Linked DNA regions of Mus musculus: region 1 is linked to region 2. A link is a loop called in an ENCODE intact Hi-C map of the cell type or tissue named here. Cell type or tissue: gastrocnemius. All regions are shown on one strand.

Evidence for each region. Hi-C counts contacts between places; a loop is a spot of excess contacts. Peaks named below come from ENCODE experiments on the same cell type or tissue, not always from the same donor. Only the 100,000 strongest peaks of a DNase experiment are listed, where the experiment ranks them.
Region 1: it touches region 2 in a loop (4-fold over the local background); 5 of 42 quality-filtered maps call a loop at or near these places.

Annotation. Positions count from the first base shown.
Region 1 is chr11:111,039,037-111,047,036 of GRCm38, forward strand. No RefSeq gene overlaps it. Among named protein-coding and RNA genes, the nearest start is that of Kcnj2, 23 kb to the right of the region's middle. In gastrocnemius, a CTCF peak has its summit at 3,356 (motif pointing left); a DNase peak (open chromatin) is centred at 3,351.
Region 2 is chr11:110,498,968-110,506,967 of GRCm38, forward strand. It overlaps Map2k6 (mitogen-activated protein kinase kinase 6), which reads left to right. Exons shown (of 12, transcript NM_011943.3): 10 at 416-555; 11 at 7,739-7,784. Among named protein-coding and RNA genes, the nearest start is that of Gm39446, 26 kb to the left of the region's middle. In gastrocnemius, no CTCF peak of the experiment used is centred here; no DNase peak of the experiment used is centred here; H3K4me3 peaks cover 355 bases; H3K27ac peaks cover 1,592 bases.

The DNA of each region.
Region 1 (8,000 bases), 540 kb after region 2:
AAGCTTGGAAGATAATGCTGAGAACAGTGCAGAAGATGGAGGCCTGGCTTGTGAAATTTCAGAGGGAAGATTAAAAACTCTTATCGGGGCCATTGCTATTTTGATTGTGAAGATTCTGTGGTTGTGGTTAGCTTGGGCTGAAGAATCAGCTGTTATTAACAAGATACCAGAACTACTAAAGCAAAAACTTTGCATTACTGGGACTATTGATGCTGGTTAGCTAGAGGAAAAAATTTAGCTGTGATTAAGAAAAGACCAGAATCTTTGAGGTGACATTTTCTGGGAAGTGTTTTCCCAAAATCACAAAGAGGCTGTGTTCCAGAGATGGCCAAAGTTGTACCTTGTGCTGCAGCAGGACTTAGTAATGTATAAGAGTCACCCAGGTGGTACTGGTTTTGAAGGCATGAAGGGGTCATGAAGAGCAGCTGAGGCTCGGCACTGTGAGAGGCCATGGAAGGCCATTGGTGAAAGTGCAGCCTCAGTTTCAATTGATGGACCAGGACTGAAGGGGTCATGCAGTGTTTTGGAGATTCCAGGACCATGAATGACCACCAAGAGCAGCAGCAATGGAGTACAGATATCTGGAGCCTAGAGGAAAAGCTGTGTGCTATGAAGGACAGGGCTGGAGAAGTGATCCAAGCCCTTGTAGGAACCCAGAAGATTGTGAGTTGGATCCCAGACATTGGACAGTTGGAGTTTAATTTTTGCTTTTGATATCAACCCCCCCACCTTTTTTGGTTTTTCAAGACAGGGTTTCTCTGTATAGCCCTGGCTGTCCTGGAACTCACTTTGTAGACCAGGCTGGTCTTGAACTCAGAAATCTGCCTGCCTCTGCCTCCTGAGTGCTGGGATTAAAGGCGTGCGCCACCACACCCGGCTGATATTTTTCCCTCTTGAAGGAAGAAAATATTTTAGTGGATCCCACAGTTAAGAGACTTTTGATTGTAAAAAGACTTTGGATTTTAAAAGATACTGGATATTTTAAAATGATTGAACTTTTAATATGTAAAGACTGTGGGACTTTTAAAGTTGTTTATATCTTGGGGATGAATAAGAAACTAAGGGTTGAGGCTTACTAGTAATGTGTTTGTGTGTCAAGTTGACAATGGGTCAATTGTACTGGCAAGTTTTGTGTCAACTTGACACAAGCTGGAATTATCACAGAGAAAGGAGCTTCAGTTGAGGAAATGGCTCCATGAGATCCAGCCATAAGGTATTTTCTCAATTAGTGATCAAGGGGGGAGGTCCCTTTGTGGGTGGGACTATCTCTGGGCTGGTAGTCTTGGGTTCTATAAGAGAGCAGGCTGAGCAAGCCAGGGGAAGCAAGCCAGTGGAAGCAAGCCAGTAAGTAACATCCCTCCATGTCCTCTGCATCAGCTCCTGCTTCCTAACCTGCTTGAGTTCCAGTCCTGACTTTCTTTGGTTATAACAGCAGTGTGGAAGTGTAAGCTGAATAAACCCTTTCCTCCCCAACTTACTTCTTGGTCATGATGTTTGTGCAGGAATAGAAACCCTGACAAAGACAGGTACTGAACAGTAATGTTTGGGTGGAGAAAGAACCCACAAATTTCCAGCCCTAGCAGAGATGTCTTTAGCAGTTGATTGCTTTTGGGAGGGAAAGAAGAAGTTTCCTTCAAGGATTCAGTCTCTTAAAGGGTATCTATGCTCCAGTAGATGGTTCTATGACTGTGCACATACAGCCAACACTAAGTGGATTCAGTGGACTAAAACAAAAAGAGAGACAGCACATGGAGATGTGAGGGGAAAGCCATCTCAGGGCACAGGGGAGACAAAAAAGGCAAAGTGATCAAAACACATAATATATGTGAATGAAATTCTCAAATGACGAAATGATAAAAATGTTAGGTAATATTTGTCACAATTGTTAAATGTTCATGATTTCTTCTTGATGCAGTGGTTAACGTTTGAAGCCATGTGTCTAAATGGATGTTGATGGCTCTGATTCCAAGTGAAATAGATTCATGTCTCAGTCCTATCAATGATGAATTATGAATCTGAGGGAAAATGGTCCAATTTCTCTGCTCAACTCTTTTGGAATACTTATAATACAGATATTCCTTTGAATATTTCTGGGTTCCTTATGGCCATCAGTTGTCATGGTTCTTCCTCACTCTACTTCTCATCTTGCCCACTTTGTTTGTTGCTTGCCTTCCCTCACTCTTTATGCTGACTGTTGCTAGTATATTCCTCTGGTGTATGTGTCTATGTGCCCCTAATAGTCCTATGTAGGAGATCTCAATGCCCAAGTTGATAGCAGTGAGAGATGAGTCCTTGGTCCAAAGTGAAGTCAAGAGACTTCACAAGAGATGACAGTGCTCTTGTAGAACAGACCAGGGACTCCTTGCTCCTCCCACTGTGTGGGGTTCAGAGAGAAGCATTCTTCATGGGTCAGATACACTCTGGCTTGATCTTGGACTTCTATACCTGTAGAGATAAATTCCTAATTCTGATTAGCCAACTACTTTCTAGGACATCGGTAGGACAATGCCAATAGAGGGAGTATGTAGCCTATGATCTCTCTTCTCAGAATTCTGGCTCAATGTGAATTTACCTGGACATTTCCAGTGTCCAGTTCCTCTCTGTACAGTTGGGAGTCTTCCTTTAATGAGTAACCTACCATGATCTGATCATGTAATGTACACAGTAAGAACTTGACAGTGTAGTTAATGTGATCATTGCTGATCTTGTTTTTCTGATCTATTTTCCCATCCTTTTCTATGATAGTACATCTATGTTCCTTGAGTAGTTTATATAAAGACCACAAAGTCTGAATGTGGAAAAGATGGGAATACCGCTTATCCACCACAATGAGAGGAAATTCTAAGAAACAGCATGAGTGCTGTGATAAGGACAACTTATATATGTGACATGAACCAAGAGAGGTCATCCACCGTACAAACTTCTGTTTATGCTATTCTCAAATTTCATTTTTACTGCTTGAGAGTTTCATGTATCCATGTAACATGCTTCGACCAAACCCACCCCTCAGCCCTGGATCTCTAGCTTCTTTTCCAGAACTCTCCATCGTTCCTTGACAACTTCACGTGCTACTTTTAAAAGCCACTACATCCACTTAGTACTGACTGCATTTACATGGATGTAGGACCCTTTGCAGGGCCTTGGGTAGTCTCTCACGGTCCTCATCCCTGAAGCAAACTGATTCTCCCTCTTCTAGAAGCCACCACTTGCCAGTAGCTCCCCAGCTATGGGTGGGGCTTAATTAATCGTTCCCCTCCCATGCTGGGATAATAATAGTATTAATAATTATTATGAAAATGTCTCTAGTAATTGCTTTTCTATTAGGGGTTGAGCATTCTTGGTCCCTATTGCGCCACCTTGTGGTTACAAGACAACACAAGTTTTCCCATGAAGTAAATCTGGTATGGTTTTCGGTTTCTTGGTTTTTTTCCCCTCCTCTCCAATTTGGAGTGCATTTTAGCAGTAATAGCTATAATCAAAGTGTGACCATTCAAGGCAGAAAGTAGTACGCACTGAAGGCAAGTGTGGCCCTGTCTAAGTATGGATTACATGTTCTCTCTCTTCCCTTGGCTTCCTCAACCTAGATTACATTAGAAGAAGAAACTGGAGTTCACACAGGCTGTTTTTCTGGGTCTACATATATAGTCAAGGATGTCTGGATAGTGTCCATCGAGAATCTAATAATTAATAGTTCTATTTATTACAAGAAAAGTAGTCAGAACGTATGTAGTAATCACCAGTAAATTACAGAATGATCATGCACACACACAGAGGGGAAATAGCTTACAAATCACAATTCTCATTACTGAGTAGGATTTGCTTTGTAGGCATGCTCATTCCACTCCAGTAAATTGTATGTACTTCACAGATCTGTAGTACTTGCTTACAGAATATTTTTGTTCCGTCTTGTCTTCTAAATTCCAACTTTGTCAGCATCCAGAGCTGAAGAGTGGAGAAAGATAGGACGGTCCATTTGCCTACAGAGTCCTGCTTGCTAGGGAGTAAATATTATATTTTCAAATTGAGAAATGAAATAGTTATGGTCTTACTGCATCAAAGCCTGTTTGCTTTGGCATATACAGACAAGGATCAAAGTATTAGATAACAGTAAAGTCCAACAACTCTCTCACTTTATGGAGGAAAGAGAGAAGAGAGAAGTGTGTGGGAGATACAGAATGGAGAAAGAGATAGAGGTATATAGAGAGAACATCCCAGGTATATTATCGTGTTAACATTGACTTTAAGTATCCACCCGCATGTCCATCCATCTGTCTGTCTATCTGTCTGTACCTCCATCCATCTGTTCGTCCACCCATCTTTGGTCTCTATCTCTGTTTCTTTGACATTATGTCTATCCTGTTCATTCCCTCTTGAGACAATGTTAACTATCAACTTGATAGAAACTAGAATCACCACTGAGTGAGTTTGTGTCTGCCTGTTTATCATCTTTGTTGTGTTAAGTGAGGAGGTGATCCATCCACAGCGGGTGGTGACCACTCCCTGACTAGAACTGTAAAGAGTATAAATGGAGAAGGAGGACTTAGCATTAGAATATATTCCCTTCTCTCTGTTTCCGGACTCTGGGATTCATGTGACCGGCTAATGGAAGACCTGGATACCTTCAGCCTCTTACTACAGTTGACTGTACCTTTAACTATGAGCTGGAATAACCCCTTTCTCCCGTAAGTTGCATTTGTTAAAGTGTTTTTATTTTTTAATCACCGCTACAGATAGATGTAACTGAATCGTGAGCCCTCTCTATTTGGTTCATGCATGCCTTAGACTCCCTCTGTATTTTCATTTCTCAGTTGCTCTCTTTTTGTTTTTACCATCTAGTTTACACTAAAACCTATAATAGTCAGTGATCTTGATGTGAATCCAAACTCTTTGGATCCCCCATGTGGCCTCAGGCAAATGAATGCAAATGTTTAAAGCCTTTCTGTTCTGTTAAATGGGGATTAAAGCAACTCCATACAAGATTATGACAATTAAAGTGATGCATCAAATATAAAAGCATTGCAACTGATGTAATTATAGTTTACTTAAAATGTAAATAAGTTTACCTAAAATGTAAATTAAAAAATAAAAATATACAAAAAAACTGAAAATAAAATTTAAAAAAATAAATTAAAACATACTTTTAAAAACTGGGGAAATTGCCTAATATATAAAGCCTATTTTGTTTTTGTTATATGAAAAAAGTGAGGAGTTTTAAAATCGCAACCATTTAGTATCTTAAGACACTCTAACAGCCTTGTTTATAGATCTAATATAACAATAAACTAGAGCTGTATCTCAAGAATTTTAAAAGAGAATCTCGAATTAAAACTTTCCATTTAAACTTTCAACCAGTTGCCTTATCATTATCCACATAACATACTGAAGAAGGAGGCCCTGCCTGTAGTTATAGGTTATTAAGTGGCAAAACTAATTAAAGAATTCAGGCCTTCCACTTCTAAATTCTTACTCAGAATTCATGGCAATGAATACAAATTATCTTTCTGCAGCACAATTATTTCTCCCCCTCTTCTCCTCTCCATCACCTGTCCTCCCTCTCCTCCTCTTCCCTCTCCCCCTCCCCCTTCCTTCTTCCCATTCTTAGTTCCTTCCTTCATCTCTTCACCTTCACACTTCATCATTTTCTTACCTTTGAGTTACAAGTTGGACTTAACATAGCTGATAAGAAAAGTGAAATTCCTTTAACTGGTACGGGTATGCAATTTTAAAAAATAATACCATTTTTATGTATTCATTATATATTAAGTATGAAAACAGTATGTTGAGTCATTCACAGACATTGTAAAGCAATAATGAACTGAATAGAAACAAGTCTTGCCCTTTTGCAACCTGAAGTAAGAAAGACAGAAACAATATACATATTTATGTCAGAGTTATTTGTTTAAAGGAATTTACCCATTTGTGGTACAATGGGCTCAAACACCCAGACATGAGAGAGTTAAATGTGCAGAGACCTGAGAATTCCAAACAAGAACAAGTGCCTGATGCAGAATTCAAGACTCTAGAACCGGGGGAAATGTGTTTTGAATGGGATGTGTTTTAATATGTAGCTAATACCAAATGGGAGGTAAAAGTAGAAAGAAGATGTGTGAACTTGGTATTGTGGGAGAGTGCAAGACCCGAAGTTACAAATTTAAAAGGTATTTGCATGAGTACTTGCCTAACAATGTAAGTCTGGTTTAGATCTAAGAATCTAATAGCAAAAGGGAATCAGAAATGTATAAGCCAAGACCCTTGAGTGCTGTGTGATTCAGACAAAAAGTGATGTATTAAAGAACAATGAGGAGGCACAAGAGAAGAAGAGTTGCTTAAAACCCAGATAAAGAATACAATACGACATAGAGAGGAGTGGCTTGATATGATACAACTACACTGTCTTTGAAATAAAAATGCCTGAGGTGTCTGACTGAAGAGCTGTACTGACAGAGAGGTGAGAATGTGGAGACAACTTTTGAAAAATACAGGTATCAAAATAAAAGTCCCTCCTCCCCCAAATACCAATGCTTGAGAGATAGATGATCACTTACATCTTTTTATTTCTAAATTCCTTTCTCTTGTCAGTTGGGAGGTAGTGTATTGTATTTATGAACAAATGGGAACGGTGACCTGCTGGGGGAGAATAGTTCAAGTAGGAGAAAAAGTGAAAGAGAAACAAACAACAACCCTTTGAACACAGGAGGAAGAATACTAATGACCTGGTTCATAAGTAGTAGACAGTGGCATACCACCTTAGCTGCAGATACCACAAGGAAACAACATCAACAGCTGGATTCCTTCCTTCCTTCCTTCCTTCCTTCCTTCCTTCCTTCCTTCCTTCCTTCCTTCCTTCCTTCCTTCCTTCCTTCCTTTCTTTCTTTCTTTCTTTCTTTCTTTCTTTCTTTCTTTCTTTCTTCCTTTTTTCTTTTCTTTTCTTTTTTTTTTTAAGTTCAGCGAGGAGTATGATAATCATAGGATAATGAAGAGAATCATCAGAAATGTAAGGGGGCAGGCAAAATTTACATACTCAAACTCATCCTAGAGATTTGGAACTTGAGTGGATTAAGGGAAAAGCAACAAGACTGGAACTGGGTTGAAAGGTCATACCTGTAATCCCAGAGCTCTGAGTTTGAGATAGGAGAATTGAAAATTGGTCACCAAATAACTGTTGGGATGGAGGTTGAAGAACACAAATTCTACCCATAAACCACCTTGTTGGCTGACCAACATGTGGTACAGAAATGTAAAGAGCTGGACATGGCTTTTCTGCACTTCAACCTCTGGTAAACAGGAAAAAGAAAAGGATCAAGACCCTTGAGTCTGGGACCTAATCAGCCCTCATGTGTGTGGGTCACTGTGGGATGAAGATTGGGGATGTTGTACCCATGTCCTATCTAACAGCACAGAGAAGGCATGCTCTGCTCATTGCCCATTAACTCTTCTCACGTTATTGTCTGTTCATACGTCGTAAATAAACTAATAGATAAATAACAAATAAGTCTTAATTTCTTAATGTTACTGCTAATTTCAATTTTGGGGGAGGTTTAGCATCATCCCTATTCCCTCTCTATTTATTTATTTATTTATTTATTTATTTATTTATTTATTTATTTATCATTGCTAATGATTGAGACCAGGGCTTTATACACAAAAGGCTCTTACTTCCTATCCCTGAAGTAACAGCCCCAGCATTGGGGATCAGGATTTTCCTTCACCTTTATTTGTTTTTTGAAGCTTACTAAAAACTTATCCTATGAATAAAGTATCTAACATTCTATGTGCTCCTGTTTCATATTTTGTAAGTAACACGGGTGTTAAGACTTCAGTGATCAAGAAATGATTTTATCTGTGATTGAAGCATTAATTGCAAGGATCTAGATATAAGGGGTTAGACTACCATTGGAGTAAAGACTTTTTCCCCATGACTTTAGTAGCCAAATGAGCAAGAATTTCTACCTCTGCCAGAGATTCTAACTCTACCTTTATTAGGTCATTTATTACAACCA
Region 2 (8,000 bases):
TCCTGGGTAACTTTTTTTTTTTTTTTTTAATTTTCCATTTCACCAAGAGACCTGTAGGTGGCAGCAGAGGCACAGTGCTGCCAAAGTCTTTACGCTTTCCTAGTCTGGCCACATATTTGAAAAACTGGTTGTTTCCTGTGTTGAACTTTAATGCTCTTGGCTGATAAGTTTTTATGAAATAGGCCCGGGTGTTATCAAGGAGCTCATTTATTTAGATAGGTTTAAATATCTGCCACTGGCAAGACAATATTTTAAAAAGCAGGAGGCACTAAGATTTTGCGAGAATGGGTCATTAGCTTGGCTTTCTTCCCTAATTATATTTGAGCGTCACCTCTGGTCTTTCTAAAAGGAAACACAGCTGCTTCCTAATGAGCATTTCTTAAAATGTTGCCACCCCTCCCTTCCCTCTGTTTAGATCGAGCTGGCCATCCTTCGGTTTCCTTATGATTCTTGGGGAACGCCCTTCCAGCAGCTAAAGCAGGTGGTCGAAGAGCCCTCTCCTCAGCTCCCAGCAGACAAGTTCTCCGCGGACTTTGTTGACTTTACCTCACAGTGGTAAGAGAACCCTGCACTCACAGATCTATGCCAAAGACGACGAGCCGCTCTCATGACTCTCCCCGGTGGGGTCTGATCCATCACATACGCTCATTCCAGAAGCATCCACGGAGCATGTCCTCTGGGCTGCAGAACATAGCCCTGGCCTCTACTCCTAGTTCCAAGGCTAGTACGGAAGCGCACTCAAGTCAATATTTACTTGAAAGTACTATGATTGGCAAGACCGGATAGAGTGAGATACATAAGTATTTGGAGGATGCAAAGTCAGATGGGGTTATTTTTGTTTCGGAGGAAATAAATCCTGAGCAGAGGCCATGCGAGGCATTTCCCTAGCTAAGGTGAGTCAGGAAGGAGAGGTCTTCCCATTGGAAGGATTGCGTCACTAAAGCAAGAAAGACCCCTCTCTCTAGGACCTCGTGATGGTCAGTTAGTTTAACTTCCACCCTCGTACAATCTGGAGTCTCTGTTGTTTAGAACAGGTTGGCCTGTGGACAGTCTGTGGGGGATTGCTTTGATTATGTTAACTGATGTGCAAGGATCTAGCCTAAGAGGAAATGGTGCCATTGCCAGGGTTTGGCTCCCGGACTGTATGAGGGAGAAATGGAGTTATGTACTCGAAGCACGCATGCGTTCGTTTCTCTCTGCTCTAGACCCGAATGAATAAGGTTTACGTTCCCGCTGCCACGACTTCCTGCAGCGCTGGACTGTAGCCTAGAATTGTGAGCCGAGATAAATCATTTCTCTTTTAAGTCATGTTCTATTATGGTATTTTATTCCAGTAACAGCTGTAAGGAGTTGGATATTGACTACAGCATAGAGCCAAAGTTTAGCAAGGCCTACTGGAAAGCTAGGGGTGGGGGATAGATGTCAAGAGTCTCTGGGACTAAGAAGATTGTTGGACATTCAAGAATGTTTCCCGGATGCTTCCAAGTCCTGCAGAACTTTGCCTTCTGCAGAACCCATGTTATCTGTGGATGGACTTGTCCCGGTAGGCATAATAGGTACTGCCGGGGGTTTGGAGGCTAATCCAAAGAGGGCTGGAGCACGGAGAGAGAAGGAAATGACTAGTATAGTCAGAGAGGATAAAAGAGGACACAATATCTTCCAGGTACTCACATGATTTCTGTCTGCACCGCGGCCACGATGCTTAGCGTCGTCACGTGACAGTAGTGGCAGCCGCGGATGCAGCTGGGAGGAGGATGTCAAGAGGGCAGCCCGAGTGGAACCCAGTTAGTTTAGACAGCTATCCTGTGAAAGCAGATGGAAACTTCGAGCGAGTGGGTGGGTCAGAGCTGGCTCTGATTCCAGCTGTGTCTCGTGGAGGGAGTCATTCCTGCTCAGACTCGCTGCGTGAATTGACCTAGACCTGGGAAGGGCCCCGAGGTACAGAGGATACCGAAGCAACACACCTTTGGTCTCCTTGCTCCTTTGGACGTGGTGTTCCAAATACAGTTTTTACTGGGGACCGTGATGACACTGGGCAATGCTTGGTTGCTTAAGGCTCTTGGACCGGTACTTGGTGCTCACCCATCTGCATCCGCATCCCCATCCTGGTGCTTTCCCTTAGTGTTTTACAAGGCTACCCTGGTGGCTTATTCTGAGTTTTAATTTTGGCCGAAAGACCAGAGAGAACTGGAGTACTGGGCTCTAGGACAGTGTTGTTGGGCATCTTTCATAAAAATGCGCCCTCTCCCCTCCTGAACAACCCCTAAGTCCAGTTAGTGCCATTGGTCTTCAAACAAGAGTGACCCCCCTCCCTTTGCAGCCACTAACTACACAGGTCCCCCCACGAGCGGTGGGGTCTCCCAGGGACCCCTTCCACAGCCACACTGGAATGTCTTGTTCCTCAGGTCTTCTTGCTGCTATAAGTGGGTGTGTGCAAAAGCCGTGCCACTTGCAGAACCCAGTACCTCACAACTCTCTCCCTGACCTCTGGCAGAACCCAGTACCTCACGACTCTCTCCTTGACCTCTGGCTTGTGCATTCTTTCTGTCCCTTTTAGAGGCGAGAGGCACCAAGCTGAGATGAGATGGAATCTCAAAGTACTGCTACTCTGGCATTCTGGGATAGCTAAGCAGGCTGAGACCTGAGTGTTTATTGGCCATTCCCGTTTCTTCTTTTGAGAGTTACCTATTTGGTCCCTTAGCCTGTTTATCGGTTGGAAGATTTATTTATCTGGGCATTTAAAATGTACCATTATGTAGTAGAGGAAGCGAATCCTTGTCCAGTGTATAGATGGCAACGATTTTTCTCCTGTTGGCTGTCCTTTTCACTCTGATAATGATTTACTTTGTTGCATGGAAACTTTTAAATTTCATGTAATCCCACTCATCAGCTCTTGGGATTATTTTCTGTGGTTTTGGAGTCTTTTGCCTATGTCCATATCTTGAAGTATTTCAGAGCAAAAACAAAGAAACAGTAATTTAAAAATACCTCCTTTATGTATTTATTTTAAAAAAAGCACAGCCGAAGGCTGCTTCTTTTCCCCAGTACATGTTTTTATCATTGAGATTTTAAGGAACTTCCAAGGTGGGCCGTACTGACCTGTATTAGTTACATGTTACATAAAAGACCAAACTCAAGGAAACATGGAAGAAAGAGTTCATGGGTTTGGAGGGATAAGTCTATCATCGGGGAGGCAGAGCAAGCAGCAGGCAGCAGACTTGGTAGCTGGAGCAAAAAAAGCCAAGGGCGCATGTCTCGAATCTCAAGCAGGAAGCCGAGAGAGAGTGAGCCGGGAGTAGGGTGAGACCCTAAGTTCTTGAAGCCATCCCCTGTGGTATACTTCCTCCAGCAAGGACACACCTTCAAAACCATCCCAAACAGTGCCACCGAGTACAGCCCAACTATTGAAACGTGTGAGACTATGGTGTGTGTGTGTGTGTGTGTGTGTGTGTGTGTGTGTGTGTGTGTGTACGTACATCTCTCAAACCACCACATGACCAAAAGGCCTTGTTTTTTCATGTTTGTAATAGAAAGTTCTTATAGTCTAGTCTTGTAGAAGGCTTAATATGATTTCCTTTTTAAAAATAAGATCTTAGCAGATAGATCATAAACACACACATATCTATATGGAATACACACTATATATACATATGTATATATAAATAATGTATACATATTGTATAATGTATATATATTGTACATGTGTTTGAGTATATATAGGTGTTCATACACATATGCTGTGTATGCTCTTGTGGTATATAGATGGTGTGTGTGCCTGTGAGGGGAGCCAAGGCCGACCTCAGGCGTCCTTTCTTGAGTATGACCACCTCATGATTTGAGGCAGGGTCTTTTATTCAATTAGGCTGCCCAGTCATGAAGCCCAAGGATTTTCCTATCCATACCTCCCCAGAGCTAAGATTAGAAGTGTGTGTTGCTGCTCTTGGCTTTTTATGTGGGTTTTGGGGGTCAACCTTGGGTCTTCATGCTTATGGGGTGAGCACTTTATGTCCCGAGCCTGCTCTCTGGCCCAGTAGTTTTCTCTCTAACCTTTTCACATGTGTTGACACAGGCAAGCCACTAGAATACATTGCCTGCTGCTAGAATAGTTAGACTTATGTTTGCATTTCCTCCAGGCCTACTTTGGAGTCTCAGTGCCCAGCCGGCTAGCCTGGTGCCGTACCCAAGTGTGTTGGAGGCCCGTCCAGATGTCAATACTGTCTGACTCAGAGTAGCTAAAAATCAAACAGTCGATTAAGCATTGTCTGTTTGTTCAGAACAGGAAAGTAAAAGAGGCAGTAGGTATTTATTTATCTTTTGACAAATGTATGGCTTCGGAGGCGCACTGTGTTTTTATTCTGTGGACTGCACCAAATAGCCCTTCTTGGAAATGATCGGGGGGGTGGGGGTGGACATGGGGGTGGGGGAGCTCAAATAGGCAGAGAGCTCCTGGTCAGCATGAACTGCAAGCTGGCAATTCTCAAGGCAGCGTGGATTGGGTTTGTCGTGCCAGCCATGGTCAGGAGCCTGTGTTGTGGCATTTGGAAGAGGAATTAGAGAAGTTAGCTAATTGCACACTTGAAAATGACAAGCCACTTGAACATCCAAAAGCCAGATCCCATCCAAGAGGAAAGTGGTGTACCTTTGAACTCCGAGGTTGTTATTTTATATTGAGTTTCAAACATTTTCTACTAAACATGGAAAATTTGCTTCCACCCCAACTTTATCTTGGGTATTTTACTATTCTTAGTGCTTCTTTTGAAGTGTTTTTGATTTAAGATATGGAGGGAATAGGCTATATCCATTATACTAATTTAACAAATAGTCTTCCTTTGCTTGCTTTCTTTCCTTTCTCCCTTCCTCCCCCCTCACCTTCTCCCTCTCCACTTCCCTCCCTCCTTCTCTACCTCCCTCTTCTCTAACCTCTTGCCCCCCTCTGTTATTCCTTTCTTTTTCAATAAGGTTTAACTATATATATACTAGGCTGTCCTAAAAGTCTCTCTGTAGCCCAGGCTGGCTTTGATTCTGTAACCCTCCTGCTTCAGCCTCCTGAGTGCTGGAATTACAGGCATCATTACCATGGCTGGCCGCTGTGAAAGACCCTTTTGTTAGAATTCTATAGTCGGGGGCAAACTTTCCCTCTGATTAGGGGCTGTAAGTCAAGGGGTAGCTTACTGGGCAGTTGAACACAGCCTCTGAGGTCTGACAGATCTTAAATACTTTGTGCTTGATCAACTAAAGTGATTTTTCCTGAAAAAAAATTTTTTTAAAGATGGATCAAAGCAGAGAGGAAATTTTGCAAATTTTGCAAACGTTCTGGGGAGAAAAATGTCCTGTCTCATGGTTGCTTTTACTTAAAACTTGAAAGCCGAGGCAGGGACCGAAGATGTAGCTTGGTCATAGAGTGCTTGCCTAATCTGCACAAGGTCTGGGATTCTCTCTGCGATGCCACAATGAATCTTTAGAGCTTTTAGCCAGCCAGGAAGAAAGAATCCTTCTATTATACAGTAAACAGGGGCCAAACATCAGTGCTGCCATGGAGGTCATTGGTTGATACCGTGGTGCACTGATGGAGGTCAGGGGGTAACTTACGGGGGTCTGTTCTCTCCCACTCTATGGGCTCCAGGAATCAAACTCAGATTTCCAGGCTTGGCAGCAAGTGCCTGTTACCGGCTGAACCATCTTGCTGGCCCCTCAGATATCCTATTTAATCCCTTGAATATTATGTGTAGTTTTAGTGTTGTATTTATTTGTGTTATTTTATTGACTTAAGAAGTTAAATTGTTTAACCAAGGGAGGAGAATTCTGGGTTCAGATTTGCTTTGAATAATAGCTGGATATTTGAGGCTTCTGTATATGTAAAAAAAAAAAAAATCTAGGATTTGTAAGTGAGGTAACAATGTCCCCAGAGGATATTTCTTCTGCACTTATTTCTCAGATAAACTGATACTTGAATTTAGACAACCTTTTGTTCCTAGGAAGATGGAAGACAGAGATAGGAGGCATGAGGTAGTCGTGATGGGAATATAAACAAATGTCATGTAAGCCTCGTGGAGATGGTTCTTATGACTGCATTCCAATTGGGAGAAGGGTAGAGCAAGTGGGTTTTAAAGAGGGCCAGCCAATTACCCACAGTCCAAGTATTCTTGCCCTCTTGGTGTCTGCACCAATGGCATTTCCAACTGGACTGCTTTTGTTGTGGAAGACAGGCTTGCACACTGAAGGATGCTTAGCAACATCCTCTGCCGCTGTCAGATACCGCCAACTAGTTGTGACAACCAAAGACGTTGAGAAATGTCCTGTGGGATGGAGGTACAGAGTAGCTACCATTGGGAACCACCGACATGGACTCTCAGGGTACAGGCATATGCAAGGCCACCAGTGGGTTAAGAGCTCATTCATTTCACCCAGGTACACATTCTCGTATCAGCCCCACGCTGACAGTTAATGATTCTCCTTTCTAACGCACTCTCATTTTTATCCCAAGTTGAGATGAACTTTCTCTCATAGGTTGTCTGGTTCCTGAGGCCATTAGGTACTAGGTCTGCCCTCAGTTCTAGGTTGACACTTCTGTCCTCACCTCTGCCTGTAGCCTGTCACAGGTTCCCTGGCTTCTACCCACAGCATTGCCTGGAATAAACTGGTGGGGCTGCTTTTCAGTTTGTTTTGGTTCAAAAGCTTTCCCTCCTTTGAATTTTTAAAGAGAATTTCATTTTGCCTATAAGCCTATAGTTCAACATCTCCCAGTGACGTCACTCTCCCACGGTTTTGTACTTTACACCCCTCATGGGGGTTCGCTTCTGTGGGTGTAGCAGAGCTCATGTCAGATGCTCAGGATCTCACTCGCTCAAAAGGACCCATCAGCACAAATCTCAGGGACTCAATATGCTGTCACACTGTGGTTCTCGGAGTTCATAGACAACTCTCTCCCCATTCACGGCTGGAACTAAAACATCAAATAAACCGTTTTTCTTCTTGTTTCCATTTTAGACTCAGGGGTGGGTTGAGGACAGGGGTGATGGGTTGGTCTCTTTCACATTGTAGTTTTATGAGGACTGCCTCTGGTATCAAATGCTATAAAATGTTGGAATATTCAGAGAACAGAATGACCACTAGACAGCAGTGCGTGACCACAAAAATATTTCTAAGAATCATTGCTAATTTGCTTTCCTTTCTTATCCACCAAGACAGTGAACAAGAAGCACCTCCTTAGTAAAATATAGGTTTGTGGCTTCTGTCTCAGGCAGGTTTGGGGAGGAACATAGGGAAGCAAGTTTTATATGAGAGGGAACCACAAACAGGGAGGAGTCTGCAGTTGGAGGCAGTGAGACTCACTTAGTGTCCTGTAAGAAACGTGGGCCGACTTCTTTTCCAGGAGGTGGGATAAAAAGCTACCTTGAAAGAAAGTTCAGATAGGTTTTGAGATGTGGTCATTATAGGTAGGAAAATTAGACTAAATGGCAACCATAATGTATTAAAGGAAAATAAACACACACACACACACACACACACACACACACACACACACACACACACACACTTATTCATGTTAAAGCAAGCCCAACATGGTTTAAAACATAGTTTCTAAGAGTTCACATTTACAATAGAAGTTAGTATAGGAGACCTGGTTTTTGTGCATTAAAAAAAAAAATAGTTACAGTTTTACACTGGTTCTAAAATCCTAACAGTGAAATACAAATGTCTTCTAGATTTTTAATGTGCTTATTTTTTTCTTTTTAAGCTTGAAGAAAAATTCCAAAGAACGGCCCACATATCCAGAGCTTATGGTGAGTGTGAACACTTTGCTTGTGTGTTAGCAGATAACAGCTAGGGATGTAGCCATGGCTAAGATGATGCATAAATAAATATTTAGGGAGGAGTTGGTTTGTTGAGATATGGTTGATTCCCAGGAGCTGGACACAAGACAGAGTTAAGGGTCCCTTTTCACTGGTATTTATCCTTCAGAAAATATTTTGTTACTTATTTTCTGTGCATGTAGATCA